2 separate regions of the Homo sapiens genome follow, and region 1 is linked to region 2. A link is a loop called in an ENCODE intact Hi-C map of the cell type or tissue named here. Cell type or tissue: heart right ventricle. All regions are shown on one strand. Each heading gives the region's core, and the rest is flanking DNA. Links, peaks and the distances in the headings are about the cores only.

Evidence for each region. Peaks named below come from ENCODE experiments on the same cell type or tissue, not always from the same donor. Only the 100,000 strongest peaks of a DNase experiment are listed, where the experiment ranks them.
Region 1: it touches region 2 in a loop (4-fold over the local background); 14 of 110 quality-filtered maps call a loop at or near these places.

What each region holds. Positions count from the first base shown.
Region 1 is chr5:142,156,209-142,159,130 of GRCh38, reverse strand. LOC107986455 (a long non-coding RNA gene) reads left to right here. Exons shown (of 3, transcript XR_001742907.3): 3 at 2,159-2,922. Among named protein-coding and RNA genes, the nearest start is that of NDFIP1, 49 kb to the right of the region's middle. In heart right ventricle, for the core only: no CTCF peak of the experiment used is centred there; no DNase peak of the experiment used is centred there; H3K27ac peaks cover 558 bases.
Region 2 is chr5:142,440,166-142,443,087 of GRCh38, reverse strand. The region is part of intron 3 of SPRY4-AS1 (SPRY4 antisense RNA 1); the gene reads right to left. Among named protein-coding and RNA genes, the nearest start is that of SPRY4-AS1, 120 kb to the right of the region's middle. In heart right ventricle, for the core only: a CTCF peak has its summit at 1,189; no DNase peak of the experiment used is centred there; H3K27ac peaks cover 2,045 bases.

The sequences.
Region 1 (2,922 bases), core at 298-2,797, 280 kb after region 2:
CCTCCAGTGCCTCCTTACCACCTCATCTTCTTTCCTCTACCCATAATCCCTTAGGGGAAGGACTGTTAACATGTGAAAATGCTACGTAAATGAAATTCCTTCAGAATCAACACAGATTTGAAAATGGCTCCAGAAACTAGAGGGTGGTTTTTATGGTTTTCTCATTTTGGAATTTTGGGCAAAGCACAGCTTTTTGGATCACTGGATCTTTAAAAGATACATAACAGTAGGTAATAAGCCACCCAAATTAAGTTTACCAGAAATTTAGATGTACTCCTTTCCCTCTTGCAGACAATTGAGGACAATGCTCCCAGAAGGTCACTACATTAAAGGAAGCATAGCCTGGGAGCGGCAGACATGACGTCTATTGAACTTACTGTTCCATCTGTCACTGACATGGGCCACATACAAATCTCTAAAGTTCTTGGGGTCTTTAAGGCGCCTGCTAATCCATTCCTTTTCCTTTACCCTTAAGTCATTCCAAATAGGAGGATCTATTCTGTGTTTAAAGACTTCCAAGGAAGAGTCCACAATCACTCAGCCAAATATTTTGAAATTAATTTCCCTATAGCCTTTCCCCGTTGTTCTGAATGCACATTCCTTCCCATAGTCCTGCCATTCTGAAGAGGAAAATATTGTGGCCATGAGCTTTGAGACCTATATAAAGACAAAATAATTCTTAATCTACCCAACCATCAATTTTTTTTTTTTTTTTTTTTTAAAGATGGAGTTTCACTCTGTTGTCCAGGCTGGAGTGGCACAATCTCGGCTCACTGCAACCTCCGCCTCTGAGTTCAAGTGATTCTCCTGCCTCGGCCTCCCAAGTAGCTGGGGATTACAGGCACGCACCACCACACCCGGCTAATTTTTGTATTTTTAGTAGAGCAGAGGTTTCACCATGTTGGCCAGGCTGGTCTCGAACTCCTGACCTCAGGTGATCTGCCCACCTTGGCCTCCCAAAGTATTGGGATTACAGGCGAGATCCACCGTGCCTGGCATCCATGAAATTTTTTGATGAAAAACTAGTTCATAATTTATAAAGTGTAGATACAAATGTACTGCACTCAGCCTTCTTCTATGGAAGTGAAGATGAGAGGTAAGTACTTACTTACCCATTATCCTTACCCTTATTTGGAAGCTCTGTGGAACTACTGTAGGAACTAAGTCTATAATTCAATGAGGTGGATATTGGAAAAATATATATATAAGTCCAATACCTAAATCTAGAGAACTGCTAAACCAGAGAAGAGCTTACGGACAAAAATAGGTTATACAGATTCAACTCACTTCACAGTCTCAGGGACAAAATATATAATTAACCAAAAAGAGAAAAAAAGATGATTTTTGTCCTACACATGACCATGCATATACAGATCTAGGGCTTGAGAGTCACTGAATCAAACCTATAAAAATATGGACTGCTAATTTTGCTTCTTCAGGTCACCAGTGCCCACTATTTTCATCAACTATATAGTACCAAAGCATACTAGTAATAAATAAATAGTAATAAATACATAAAAAGTAATAAATAGTGAAAATGTTGATCCATCTGATTTCTCTGCAATCACTGATTTATCTGCAATCTGTTAAAATATAAACTGGAAATAAATCATATACATGAAAATCCTCAGTGTTGATAATCAGAGAAAAAAGCAACATATTAAAATGACATCCAAACAGAGGAACTGCCAAATACGGCCTATGAAATGTTCTGTCAAAATAAAGATGTGGAATCAGGAAGCAGATGGCAAAATTCTTTCTAAAACCTCACTTAAGCAGCATTTTAGGCATTTCTGACAGTTCTGCAAATGAAAAGAGGGATGTTTCATCAAGAGTAACTCTAGCCCAGTTATGATGATAGGTTGCACCAGTCCTCTCCAACTTGGCTCAGGAAGTATCTGGCTTAAATGGGGGAGGGGAAGTGGGAGGCAAAGCAGCTCTCAGCAGGGGACACGAATGCAAACCCAACTATGCAAGGTGAAAATCACTCTAGCTTTGGCATTTTGGTTGAATTTCATTAGAATCAGGCTGGGTTTCATAACCAGAAGGCAGAACTTCCTTAGTTTTATACTTTTTCTAATAATGCTTTGTCAGGGAAATCATCTTCTCTATTTTAGAGATTTCTTTTAGATTTTTGACCTGTTTTCTTGTTTCCCAGGCTGCGTATATCACTCGCGAACCTTCCAGACAACTGAAGAATAACAATGAATACTGCCATCTTCCCAGAGCTCCAGCACTAATCTTTGTTAAGGCTTAGAGGAAACCACTTTTCTCAGTTTTGATGTCTATGAATCTGCAATCACTAATGAATGGGGAAAAGTCTGTGAAACATTTATTTCCTACATCAATGATTAAAATTAGCTGTTTTTAGAGCAGAATGAACAACATACAAAGCAGGTTGGACGACATCTATTTCACACAATTGCATCTCAGTTTCTGACCTAGGTAAAATCCTGCATAAATGTAGGAGAATCCTCTATATTAATATGTTCTGTATTCAGGTTTAAGAGATGTGCATTTACATTTACATTTTATTAATTCATCAACTGATACTTAAGAATTAAAACTCTCAAAATCAGAAGACGATGCTTTTTGGTAAAGAAAAAAAGAAACAGGCTATAAGTAAAAACAGGTATAAAAATTAACACAAAACCTTTGAGTAATGTATTTATCCTATAAGCGGAAAATTCTGAGAATAATGGAGGACTGAGGGGATTAAAATGCCACGCAGTAGATGGACTATTTCAGATTTTATAGTCAGGGAAACTGGCTTCGGGAGGACAGCTCTCAATTCATGTACTTTACGTAAGAGCAGTTCTTTCTATAGGCCATAAAGTTGTAGGTGATACAATCAACTGGGTTATAAAATAGCTTCTTTTTAGAATGGAGATGATACAAAAATCAATTTCTACAACCATCATT
Region 2 (2,922 bases), core at 206-2,705:
CCTTGAAATCCCTTGCAGATTTAACTAATGCAGTCATTCAGATCTCATCTCATATCCTTGTATTCTGGGCCTGACTGGCCCAAGGAGAATCCCCAAGAAAGAGTCTACTCTAGGGTTACAAAAACGAAGTTGTTCATTTGTTTGGTCATTCATTCATTTCATTCAAGCACCCTCTATGTGCCAGGCACTGTGTTAGCTGCCAAAACCTTCTGGGTGGATTGGGCATAAGGCATTCCTGCATGAAAATATCAATGATATTCCCACCAGCATATCAATCAGGACCAACTCCAGCCACAAGCCAAATCTTGGTTCTCCTGTGTGTCAGAAAAGAAGTCTCTGGGATCAGGCTGGGTGTGGTGGCTCATGCCTGTGATCCCAGCACTGTGGGAGGCTGAGGCGGGTTGATCACCTGAGGTCAGGAGTTCAAGACCAGCCTGGCCAACATGGTGAAACCCTGTCTCTACCAAAAATACAAAAATTAGCTGGGCGTGGTGGCGCACACCTGCAATCCCAGCTACTCAGGAGGCTGAGGCAGGAGAGAATCACTTGAACCCGGGAGGCAGAGATTGCAGTGAGCCAAGATCACAGCACTGCACTCCAGCCCGGGTGACAGAGTGAGACTCCATCTCAAAAAAAAAAAAAAAAAAAGTATCTGAATTGTATGATCTATGCCAGATCTTTTCTAAGCTCTGCATATCCGTCGCTACAGCCGGACCCTAGCTCGTCTTTAAATGGAAGAGGTAATGGGGAATATCTGCACAGACTAAATTATTCATTTGCATCGAACCACATAAACAGCATTCAATCTCCATCTCTGGACAGTCTTCCCTGATCAAAGTATTCGAATGAGGTCCAAACAGGAACTGCAGATACAAAATGGGGGACTCAGAATGCCAGGGTAGAGCCTTCCACAGCAAGGTGTGTTGTTTCCTTCTTTGCATCAGATCTATTCACTGAGAACCCTTCAGGGCTGGGAATACTTTTGATTTTTACATCACAAGCGTCATAGAAAATATACAATGAAAAACCTAATGATTCCTTGGAGAGTTCATTGCTCTCCCCCATCTTCTTTGATTCCCCTGCCTCCTCTCCACATCCTTTGAACTTCTAAAAAGACACTTTGAAGGCATGTCATAAAGCAGTTTTTCATTCATGCGCCTCTCTTTGATGATCTTGCTATTTGTCTGAACTGCAGCGTCCACAGGATGTCGGGCCAGGAGAGCTGAAAGCCAATACTGACGAGGAAGGGCCAAGTGAGGAGGAGTCTGAGCTGCATATGTCAAGAAGGAGAAAGGGGAAAGAAGCAAGGAGCGAGACCAGAGGGAGCCACGCAGAAACCTCTGGCCTCTCTGCACGTCTGTCTTATCCTACAGAGTGGCGACTCTAAAAGGCCAAGGGTGCCAGCGCCCAGCGACAGTTCACAGCCTGAGACACGCTTTGCTCACACGCCTCCCTCCTCCTCTGGCTCCTACCTGATAAAAAGCATTACCGGTTTTGATGTTTCCAACCTCCCCCATTTTCCCTGGTGAAAGATCCATTCATTTCAGTGCTAACAAGACATCATAAGCAGGGAGAAGGAACAAAAGGCAGAGTGTGTGCTAAGGAGGGAGGCAGTCTGCAGAGGCACCACTCTTTTCACCTTATCCACAGAATAAAGGGTTGAAGACTAAGACTTTTTATAGATGACTCTCGAGAACTTGAAGTTACTCAGGTGCTCTAAAAACAGCAGCCCTGGCTCCCTGGGCCTGGGGCTAGGTAGCTGCAGTGAGGGCAGATCACAGCCTTCCCTGAACCTGAGTTATGGCAGATCCAAAGGGAAAATAAATCCCTTCCGTCTGTGAAGCAGGGAGTCTGATTAGTGCCAAGGAAGTGGTTGTGAGGGTCAGAGATGGGGAGAAAAGGCTTCATCCAGTTGTAAATACTAAATGCATTAGAATCTATCACTCTGGGGGATGTTGGTGTTGGTGGGGAAAGTGGAGAACTCATTTGCTCACAAATGTTTAGTGAGCATCTACTAAGCCCTAGGAGGATAAGAGTGAGCAAAATAGGATCTCTGCCCTCATGGAACTAAAAGTTTAAGGAGAGGTCACATGTAAAACAGTTCTATTCACGTAAGTATAATTATAAATTGAGACACATGCCTTGAAGGAAAAGTACAGTGTGTTATGAGACCATTTAACACAGACACGCTATTTGGACATAGGGGACAGCCTATATGGAGATCAGGAAAGCCCATCTAAAGAGGTGACATTTAGGCTGAGACCTGAAGGGGAGAGGGTACTAAGCAGGCAGGGTAGGGAACAGCATGTTGCACAGAGGGAACAGCATTATATGCACAAAGAACAGCATGAGATGGTCCAGCTCAGAGGAAGACAAACTGGTAGTGCTAGCGGCAGACCCGTCAGGATTAAAGATTCAACAAATGTGTGCTGAGCCTGTGACATGCTAGGTGCTACTCTGAGCACTGGAAATGCAGCTGTGAACACAATTTGCAAGGTCTCCATCCTCCTGGAGTTTACATTCCAGATGTTCACCTAGTGAGAAACTAGACTTTGGTAGAACTGTCATTGATTCAAACTACATGACTGCAATGAGGAAATGGACAGTGCTGCTTCAGAGGCTCAAGGATGTCTTCATCTGATGGCCTTACAGCATGGGCCTTGAAACTTACAGTGAGGAAAGACCCTCTTCCCTTATCTGTCTGGCTATATGCCAGATGGAAATCATCTGTGGTAATGCAGTAGGTGACAGGGCAACCAAGTCCAACAAGGAGGATATCCACACTCTGTGCCAGGAATTCTAGCTCACCATGGCAACTGGTCTGGAAGGGATCAGCTCTTCCATCAAGCAGTTAAGGCTTCAAAGATGGGCTGGGCACAGTGGGTCATGCTTGTAATTCCAGCACTTTGGGAGGCTGAGATG